2 separate regions of the Homo sapiens genome follow, and region 2 is linked to region 1. The links are chromatin contacts, found by Hi-C or POLR2A ChIA-PET in ENCODE. All regions are on one chromosome and are shown on one strand. Each heading gives the region's core, a stretch centred on a gene start or an enhancer-like site at or near the end of the contact. The rest is flanking DNA. Distances are from core to core; before and after follow the strand shown. Region 1 holds the start of EIF4E3 (eukaryotic translation initiation factor 4E family member 3). Region 2 overlaps LINC00877 (long intergenic non-protein coding RNA 877).

The links. A loop is a pair of places that touch in the nucleus more often than their neighbours do. ChIA-PET counts read pairs that join two places held with the same protein, here RNA polymerase II (POLR2A). Pooled maps may share reads with other maps.
Region 2: a loop to region 1 is called in a pooled map, with 3 times the contacts of the local background. The contact joins the enhancer-like site here to the promoter of EIF4E3 in region 1. A Hi-C loop is called at or near these places in 4 of 37 single-sample maps with no recorded cell type and 5 of 50 pooled maps. POLR2A ChIA-PET finds 5 or more read pairs at or near these places in 1 of 52 experiments (activated T-cell).

The regions. Positions count from the first base shown.
Region 1 is chr3:71,723,643-71,728,883 of GRCh38, reverse strand. EIF4E3 (eukaryotic translation initiation factor 4E family member 3) reads left to right here and starts at 3,482. Exons shown (of 7, transcript NM_001134651.2): 1 at 3,482-3,692. The coding sequence starts at 3,517. RefSeq lists silencers at 3,758-3,827, 3,958-4,077.
Region 2 is chr3:72,076,828-72,081,861 of GRCh38, reverse strand. The region is part of intron 2 of LINC00877 (long intergenic non-protein coding RNA 877); the gene reads left to right. Among named protein-coding and RNA genes, the nearest start is that of LINC00877, 21 kb to the left of the region's middle. RefSeq lists enhancers at 3,204-3,253, 3,374-3,503, 3,574-3,663. Within about 2 kb of position 3,366, at least 3 of the 41 ENCODE cell types and tissues checked have a DNase peak (open chromatin) inside an H3K27ac peak, as active enhancers do.

The DNA.
Region 1 (5,241 bases), core at 2,233-4,732:
TCTGGGCCTTTCTTTTCTCATTTGGAAAATGAAGGTGTTGGAAAAGTGATCCCTGTCTAAGGTTCTTCCCGGCTCTCAAATCCTTTGATGCCTAGGGAGCTTGTCAGGGGAGCAGACCACACTGTTACTAGGCAACCAGCAGGCACCCTGCCCAAGTTGCCTTGGTGACTGGATGCTGGAGGGGAGGGGAGTAGCTGCTGCAGCTAATTGCTTAATTATTTATGAGTGCCTCAAGTCCTTCTTGTTGTTTTTGTTGCTAGGGGCTGTGGGGTCACCTTCTCTTCCTCTCTTCTGCCACCCCAAGTCGTCTGTGTTGCGTGTCATGCAGTGGGACAGCACGTTGGTCCGGACCTCAAGCTACCCACGTTCTAGTCCCGCCTCTGTCATTTCCTAGAGCTGTGGCCTCGGGTAAGTCACCTCACCTCTCTGGGCCTCAGTTTCCTCATTTGTAAAGTGATGGGTTTGCTTAGATGATCGCTGAATCCCCTTTCTACCTTGAAATTCTAGTTCCTGCCATCCAGTTCCCAGATGAGGGAAATTTCCCCAATTTATTATCTTCTAAGAATGATTCTGAAGAGCAATAAAAATAATTAAGTCTCTTACATATTTCAAACAGGAAGGGAATGAAAGTTGTGACCATTGTTCCCTCCTTAGCCATTTTGTATAATCTCTTTTATTAATCTTAAGGTCATTTAAATTTTATCTATTCATATATACCACCTACTTCCAAAATAAATTTGAGGGGTTCAGTGTAAGGTGCATATATGCTATTAGGTCTTTAAAATAGAAATAGGAATAAATATAAAAATAGTGATGCTTCTTCATTGGCTAATATTGGTGCTGTGATTGAGCACCAAATGTAATTATGAGCAGCCTGGAAGCCAAAGCAAAAAGAGAGAAAGGTATATAATTGCTATTCAGTAAAGAAAAACTGCCAGACTGTTCCTAGTTCTAAATTCTGGAGGGAATTTTTTCATGTGGTACACAATCCTTTTACAGAAACTGCAGATAAAAATTCTTGACTAGCCCTTTTTTGCTGAGGATATTGTTAAAGGACATAAGGAAGGAGCTAAACTTGACAGTTTGACTAGCTTTAATCATTAGAAAGCAAAACTTCCTTTCTACCCATGCCTTGGAATTTTATACAGATATGTGTCACTTCGTAAATATAAATTTTCAGAATCAACCATTATTTATATATCAGCTATATATAAATTCATGTAACCACTTTGCAAAGCAATTTGGCAATATGTATCAAATTTTTAAATGCAGCCAACAATTCTTCTCCAAACTTATTCTGAGATTAGCTTGTGTAGATGAAGAAAGCCATAAATATAAAAATACTTATGGTAGCATTATTTATATAAGAAAATGTCTAGAAACCACATAAATGTTGGAGGCTAGTGAATTAAATTATATTACCTCTTTACAATGAATTACTTTGCAGCCCTTAAGATAAAGTAGATCTATATGTTTTGATATGGAAAAATCTTCAAGGATATAATGTTAAGTGAAATAAGAAGGTACAGCATTGGTATTAAATGCTTCCATTTTGGTTATAAAAAAGATATAGATTTATAACTTATGAATCTAGATATATGCTTGCATGTGCATACTTGCATTTTTCTGGAAGGAAACTGTTGCCAGTGGTTTCCTCTGGGAATGAAGATTGATAGTCTTGGGAGGGAGGGAGACCTACTATTCACAGCTTGTTTTTACGTTGTGGACTTGTTAGTGTTCTGTGTAGAGAGGTAGGAGAGTCTGGCAGTTGAAAGTCTAGACTCTGGAGTCTGAATACCTATGTTCAAATCCCAGCTGTCCCACTTACTAGCTCTGTGACCTTGGGGTTATCTTAATCTTATCTCTGTTCCTCATCTGTAAAATGGGTTAATAGTATCTTCCTCATTGGCTTATTGTAAGGATTAAATGAGTTATTACGGGTAAAGTGCTCAGAGCAGTTTAAACAATGCCATATACCACGCTTCTTGGAAAAATGAAAGGAGATATTAAGCAACAAGATAAATGCATCTAACCAAAAGCACCCTCCCCTGTTTTAGTGTTGGACAGATTTTATAAAATCTGTCATTGCTTCCAGCATTGTATGTTGTATAGAAGTTAAGTTTAAAGCAGCGGTCTTGTTTTTATTATTGTCACTTTATGTGACCTTGATTACCTTTTAGGGAGGGCATCTACTCTGGGATTCATGACAGTCTGCTATGATGCTGTTGATGCCCCTGAACTCATCTTGTTTTGTAGCTCTTCCATCCCAGCGAATGCTCAAGGCATGAACAGAACACATGCTAGGCCAGGTAGAAGGTCAATGAGGAGATGGCATCCCACGCCCTTCACTGTTCAAAGCCAGAGAGGAACTATCTAGAAATTCAAGTGTAAAGAGGATGTCCATGCTGGTTGTGACATGTGTGTTCACAGGCCTCATGCCTTTGCTTTTCTTTTGAAAAAGAAAGTGACAGAGACCTGGGGAGATGCTGTGTTAGGAGGGCCCCTCCTACTTTGGGCTCAGGAATCTCACCGCCTAAGGGACTTCCTGGGTGCTCAGAGGTACAGGAAGCAGAGCGCTCTGTGTTCACAGGTGCCCGCTTTCCTCCTCCCGACTCGCCGGTGCTTTAGGGCAGATCTGGATACTTTGGCTGATTTTGGGAAATGTTCTCTGAAGTTAGCCACACGTTAAGCCAGGCTTGAGGCCTTCACTGTGGTCACATGGTAGCTCCAGAGGTTGGGATGGGGGCTCTGGCCCCTTCAAATCAGCGGAGTTAGGAAGTATGCTCTCACCAAGAGGAATGCAAAGCCCACCTGCTCCAACCTCATGCCCCAGTCGGTGGTTCTCTTGTTCGTTCTTCTTTCTCGCCCTTTGTTCTGTACTCGCGGGCACTGGAGTCTCTTTATCCATTTGGCCATCGGTTCCCCTCTCCATTTATCTGTCACACCCAACTGTGCTTCCATCTGCCCTCCATCCCTCCTTCTCTCCTCCAGCCATCTGCCAGCCTTCACTCCATCCTTCTGACTGCTGGTATGTCTGTCCATCCCTCCTTCCCTCGCACCACGTGGGTCTGGGGCTCCATCCCCTGTCCCATCCATCCCTCCATCTGTCCCTAGCCTGCCGCTCCATCCCGCTGCCCTTTTGCATGGCTGCAGAGCCAGCCCGCAGACCGTTCCCCGGTCCCTCTCACCCCCGTGGGCCCTCTAGCCCGTCCCCGGCCGCCACTCCAGGCCAGGCCGTCAGTCTCCCACGCTGGGCCCGCGCCTGAGCGGGATCGGCCCCCCATCCCTCCGTGGGTCTGTCTTTGTTCGGCGGCCCCGGCCCGGCCGTGCCTCCCACGGCCCCTCCGCGCGGCTCCCAGGCCCTGAAGGCGGCGGGCGGCGGGCGGCGGGCGGCGGGCGGCTAGCCCGGGGCGGGGCGGGGCGCGCGGGGCGGGGCGGGGCGGGGGCCGGGGGTGACTCAGCCGCGCTCGCCCCGCGGTCCGCGCGTCCGCCGGCCTTGCAGGCGGGGCGGAGAAAATGGCGCTGCCCCCGGCCGCCGCGCCCCCCGCCGGGGCCCGGGAGCCGCCGGGGTCCCGCGCCGCCGCCGCTGCCGCCGCCCCCGAGCCGCCGCTCGGCCTGCAGCAGCTGTCGGCGCTGCAGCCTGAGCCGGGCGGGGTCCCGCTGCACTCGTCCTGGACCTTCTGGCTCGACAGGTGAGGGGGCGCGGGGCCCGCCGCGCACGGCCCCGACCCGGGTCCTGCCGCCACCGCCGCTTTGTCTCGGCGCGGCCCCTCGCCCCGGCCCCGCTCCGCTGTGGCACAGACCTCGGCCCCTCCGCGCGTCCGCCTGCGCACCCCGGGACTCGCCCCGCCGGGTCGGAAGCCAGCTTCGGGCCGCGCCGGGCGGCTGTTCGGCGTCCTCGCCTCCGGGCCGGGGGAGGACAGCGCAGCCCGAAAAGTTTCGGCAACACTTTCTACCCCTTGTTCCCTTCCGATCGGAACGCGGCGTGCTGGCAGGGCCGTGGGAGAGGGTAGGCGAGCTGGGGGTGGCCGCGTCCCTGCTGCAGGGAGAGGGCTGTCCTGCTTACCCCGCGGGGCGCCTGGGAGCTCAGGACACGACCTCAGCTGTGACAGCGCTCGGAAAAGTTGCCCATCCCTTGGGAGGTGTGCGGTGGTGCAATGATTATTGCACGGCGGGCGCTCCCACCCCGTGTCCGGCCGCTGCTGCCGTGGACTCCTCTTCCAGTTCTTCCTCATCCACTGGGCAGGTATTTCCTGAACACCTACAGTGGAGCCACACACCTGCTATGCGCTGGAGATTCAATAATGAGCAGCAGCTGACCTTGTCAGGAAGGGGGTGAATTATGGCTTTCTCAAGGGACAACCCAGGTGCCATCTTTTCAGAAAGACCCCCTGACTACCGTATCTAAAATAGAAACCTTGCTCCCTCGTTTTGTATTCTCCTGCCCTGCCTTCTTTTTCTTCCTAATGCTTAATGCAGCTGGATTTTATTATATATGAATTTGTTTACTTTCAGTCTGTCTCCCCAGCTCCTCAACACCTCCCCTCAGTTAAGGATAAAAGAGCAGTGGATTTTTGTTTTTGGACATTTTGGACCTAGAACTGTGCCTGGTCCCTAGTAAGAACACCAGAAATTGTTATGAATGAATAGATGGATGAATGCAAAGCCCCTTCTTAGTGTCTGCCCTGCAGTGGGTGCCCAATGATGACACCTCAAGGTTGTCCCAAGAGCATTTGGAAATTTTGATGAAACCGTGTCTATTCTGGCTAAGTGTTAGGAAGAAATGTGTGACAGTGTTCTGAGAAGTTTGCTTGGTACACACAAATCTGGTTTTAAAAGGCTTTGCATAAAATGACTGCAAGATTTTGTTTTAAAAAAGTGATATTCATTTTTTTTTTGGTTAAGACAAGCTCATTTCTTTTTTCCTTTTGGGTTCTTATAGCACCCGTCTATAAGAATTGTCACTTGCTGCCATTTTCTTTGCCGGAGACCCAAAAAAGTTGGGGGTGGGGGAGATGGAGTGAGTTTCGTTCTTTCAAAACATTTTCACTTTCATTATGGGATGCTAAGAGAGCATTATACTGTCATAACAAGCGTGCTTTTGGCAGACCTTAGCAGAATGAAATCGTGTCTGTTTTCATAGGTGTGCTGCAACTGTGCTATTGTTACCTGGTATCTGTTTTCAAGGTGTTAAACCTGGACCTGTGGTCTAAATTGTGAATACTGCTGACTGGTGGAAAC
Region 2 (5,034 bases), core at 2,117-4,616, 350 kb before region 1:
AGGTGAACATATGTGGTTTATTCCACATAGTGCTTATTTCTTCTTTACATTTGTACCTGCACTCTCCCTTTATCTTTCTTTGGGAAAATCCTTGTCACTGCATACTTCTTCTTCTTCTTTTTTTTTTTGTTGACAGAGTTTCACTCTGTTGCCCAGGCTGGAGTGCAGTGGTGTGATCTCAGCTCAGGCCAACCCCTGCCTCTGGGGTTCAAGTGACGCTCCTGCTTCAGCCTCCTGAGTAGCTGAAATTACAGACACGCATCACCACACCCAGCTATTTTTTCTATTTTTAGTAGAGACGGGGTCTCGCCTTGTTGGCCCTCAAACTCCTGACTCCAGGAGATCTGCCCACCTTGGCCTCCCAAAGTTTTGGGATTATAGGCATGAGCCACCACGCCTGGCACACTGCATACTGCTATATGGTGTCTGTCAGGCTGCTAAACTCCTCAGTCTTCCCGTAAGCCACAAGGTTGGCCATGGGATCGAGGTCTGCCCAATCCTAGTGTCTTCTCCCTTCAGACCCTGTGACTGGGCTAAGGAAGCTTGTGACCAGACCAGCCTATCAGAATCCTTCTCTGGGATTCATCCATAAACCAAAAGTAAAATTCTAAGTCCTCAGCCATTTTGATGGACCCCATCTCTTGGCCAAGGCATTCCAAAGTTAACCAGAAAAACTAGTTCAGGCCATGATGGGAAGAGGGAGTCAGACATGCTTCACCAAACCGTCCTCCCCTTTTGGAATTCAGGCTCACCTGACCAGCATTAACATCAACTCAACCTTAAGACTGATAGAACAGACGTTTTAAGTGTGATAAGAAACATTTACAATCTATTCTGTCTGCAGCCTGCCACCTGAGGCTTCATCTACATGATAAACCTTGGTGTCTACAATGCCTTATCACAACCCAGACATTCCTTCTGTTGATCCCAGGTCTTTAGATAATAACTCTTTCAACCAAATGCCAATCAAAAAGTCTCTGAATCTGCCTATGACCTGTGAGCGCCCCCGCTTCCAGTTGTCCTGCCATTCCAGACCGAACCAATACACATCTTACATGTATTGATTGATCTTCTTATGTCTCCCTAAAATGTAGAAAACCAAGTTGTAGCTCAACCACCTTGGGCACATGTTCTCAGGATCTCCTGAGGGTTGTGTCACAGGCCATTGGTCACTCATGTTTGGCTAGAATAAATCTCTTCAAATATTTTACAGAGTTTGACTCTTTTTGTTGACACACCTTTGGGCACCAGAAGAGAGAAATCACTGTTTCCTTGGACGGCCCTAAGATGTGATGATGTGAGTGAAGGATGCAGTTCACCCAACCCCATAAATGAATGGAGTCCTCTTGTAAGAGGGAATCAGCCCCAACCTACAGAGAAAAGAGAAGCTAAGTCTATGCAGGGGAGGGAGAAAGGGGGAAAGGAAGGAAGAAGAGATGGGGAGGGAGGAAGGGACAGTGGAAAAGAGGAAGGCAAGGGGAGGGAAAAGAGATCCTTGTCATTCGATTCACTAGCATCCCAAGGCTAATACCACATTCAAATTTTCACTCGCATGAGTCAAAAAAACTTCCCCATTTTACTTAAGCTTTGAGTTGGTTTCTGGCACTTTTAACTGAAAAGGTCTGAATAATAAAGTTCATCAATCCACTTGTAACCTAACTTCTAGAATTCAGGTTGTGCTGGGAAATTGCTAATTCAAAACTCAAGTGCCTACATCAGCGTGGGAAGGAGTCCTTTGGAGCTGTCTGAAATTTCAGGGCATTGTCCCCATTGGAAGCTTTGAACATTACACTTAGAAATGCTAATGAGAAAGAGAGAAAAGAGGGAGAGAGAGAAGGTTTAACCAATTTTCAAAAGCCAAAGTCAGTCTTTTTAGGAGAGAAAGGGGAAGAAAAAGGGATGGAAGACACTGGGAGTGTTTTTAGTGGCTGAGACAATGGAGGGTCTTCCTTACCAGGTAGTGAGGAATTTTTCCTACAAAAAAGACACGAGTGGCTTTTGTATTTGTAGACAGGACTAACCCTCCTGGGGGTGAGCTGATCAAGGTGAAATTATATAACCTATACAGTTAACTAAAGTGAATTCATCTCCATGCCCTCAGCAAGAAGAGTGAAAAAGAGGGCTGACATGGTGTTGGTTCTGCCCATCCTCACCTGCAAGGGGCATGTGAGAGCTGAAGTAATCAGATTTACTTCCTACCTCTCACGGTGCAAGCACCTCACTGTGCTAGTGGGCATTTGAAGGGATTTTCCAAATGCACCTTTAACTGTACACAATTTTCATCTTTGTAGAAATTTAGAACCCGACTCCCTAAATAACATGAGACATCACCATCACAGGCCTCATATTACAAGCCTGTACAGAGGGTGTGTGTGTGTGTATGTGTGTGTATGTGTATGTGTGTGCATATGTGTGTGTCTCAGAATATATCTGATGGTTATTTGAAGCTCAGTATTAATAAGCTATATAATAACTGGGTTCTATAGTATTTGAAATCAAAATCACTTTTAGATTCCTCTAGGCTCTTGTAAATGATAAGTACATCAAAATGCCTTGTGATGGCCTTCTGGGAAAAAATCCTCTCAGCCCAATTTACCAGGCAACTTTTATCCCATTGAATAAACTCGAGGCTCTAAGGCAGTGACTCTGCCATCAACAACATATATGAAAGCCTGCACTTTGTGGTTGGTCTGTTTTGTGTGAGGTGGGCACTTGCTGTTCTACTTGCCCAGTGGCACTTTTTAATTGGAATGATTTTTATTTGGTCTGATTTCCTGAAATAGAATACATCGCCTGCTTTAGAAACCCCAGATAGTCTATCAGCACAGACAGCAAATTGTCCTGGGGTTCTTGGCTTAGCTGTTTGTGGGGAGAAAGACTGCTGGGCAGGGTTTTGGCAGGGGGCAGTTGTAGCATATTCAAATCAGATATTGAAACAGTTTGTGTGTGTTTAGGAAGTAACCACAAATTTGACATGCCACCTCCACCCCAAACCCCAAACTGGTTCCATTCCAACAGGCAGTAGTCTCAAAGACTCTCTTAAATGGTTCATTTCTTCCTATTTACAACTCCCACAGTGAGCTGTTTTTTTAAGGGGAAATCAGTTTCTATGAACATCTAGGGCCCTGAGTGGGTCTTTGCTCTTTATTTGTCCTGCTTTGTTTAAACCAAAGAATACCTCAAGCCAGTAACCAGGCGAGCAGGGGCCTGTGACAGGCATGGTCACCTGAAATCCATTTATGCACAGGGATTGAAGGAGCAATCATATTCTAAATAAGGCTAATGAAGCTTTTTGTGAAAGCGCCAAAACCCACACACAAACGTCACCCTTGGCGTGTTCTCATTTCCACGGAGCAAAAGCAAAGGGGAGAAGGCTTACTGGGAAGCTGCCGCTGGCACATAGAATTAAGCAAAGGCTGTCCCATAGGTGTGCACAGCGGGCTTCTTTTCAGAGGGAGGATGAGGAGGAGGCAATGTGGTTCTTGCATACTAAGGGACTCAGTGTACTGCTCTAGGTGTGATTTTTCTTTTCTGTCACAATTGAGCCCAGTTTGAATTTCTCCCCTTACTTTCTTTTGGTTCACTCTTTTCCTTCATGGTAATCTTGCTGCTTAATGACCCTGGCCCCAGGCTTCCAAGGTAACTTGCCAAGAAGTTCAAGTTTACTTCTGAAGTCCATGGCTCTCACTTCCTCTTCCTTCGTCCCTCACCGCTTCTCACTTTTCTCCTCACACCTCCCGCACAACATCTGAAATATTCACTACCTCCAAGCGGCCCCGCTTTTGCAACCCACCCAAGCCTGTCATTTGTTTAAACGCTACTACTTATTTGGGTTTTGGCTCTGGGCCAGTCATCAGCAAACATTTTCTGAAAAGGGTTAGATAGTAAATAGTCTCAGCTTTTGAGCCACACTGTCTCTGTTGCAACCCTTCACTCTGTTATATCATGTAAATAGCCATCAACAATATGTAAATGAACAGGTAGGTGTGTCTGTGTTGCAATAAAACTTCATTTACAAAAAGAGGCAATAGGTTTGATTTGGCCTGATGGTCAAATGGAGTGAGTCCATGTGACATATGCAGGAAACTCACAAGGCTTTTAAGAATGGTATGTGCCCCAAAACACTGCCAGCTTGACCTGAAAGGGACAGAGAGAACAAAATGAAAGAAGGTTGTCAGATCACCAAAATTCTACAGACAGGAAACAGGTGGGTGAAACTACAGCTGCAAACAAGTATTACCCTTTATGAAGAAGGAAAGATGACTGTGAGAGCAGACCTTATAGGCTCTGAAGGCAGAGCTGAGAGCCATGCCTTGAAACCTAATGGAGTTTTTCTGGTTGGATTTAGAAAACATTTGGGACCAGGGACTCTTTTTTTTCTTTCCTTCTTCTCTCGTTTTGAATGGGAGTGCTGTTACCCTGGTGGAGTGTGTTTCATTTTGTATTTTGGGAGCAGATAATTTCTTTGCTAGCTTCATAGGTCCACAGATAGAGAGAAATTGTGCCACACACTGGACTATACCCAGAGCTTCACCCATGCCTATATTCGATGATTTATGTGATGAGAAATGAAACTTTTGACCTGATAAGACTTAGATGAGATTTTGGATTCAGGTTGATTGCTGTAATGGGTTGGGAGTTTTTAAGAATGGGTCAATGCAGTTGAGATAGACATAAAACTTTGGGAACAGACAGCATATTTTTGCAGGTTGAACAATGGCCTCCAGGCCAGCACGGTGGCTCACACCTGTAATCCCAACACTTTGGTAGGCTGAGGAAAGAGGATCACTCGAGCCCAGGAGTTCAAGACCAGCCTGGGCAATATAGTGAGATACTGTCTCTTTTTAAATTAAATAATAATAATAATAATGGCCCTCCAAAGATGTCCATATCCTAATCCCTGGAACCTGTGAATATATTACTTTCCACTGTAAAAGGAATTCTGCAGATGTGATTATGTTGAGGGTCTTGAGATGGGGAGGTTATCCTGGTGGGCCCAATGTAATCAGAAGAGTCCTTGTGAGAGATCAGCAG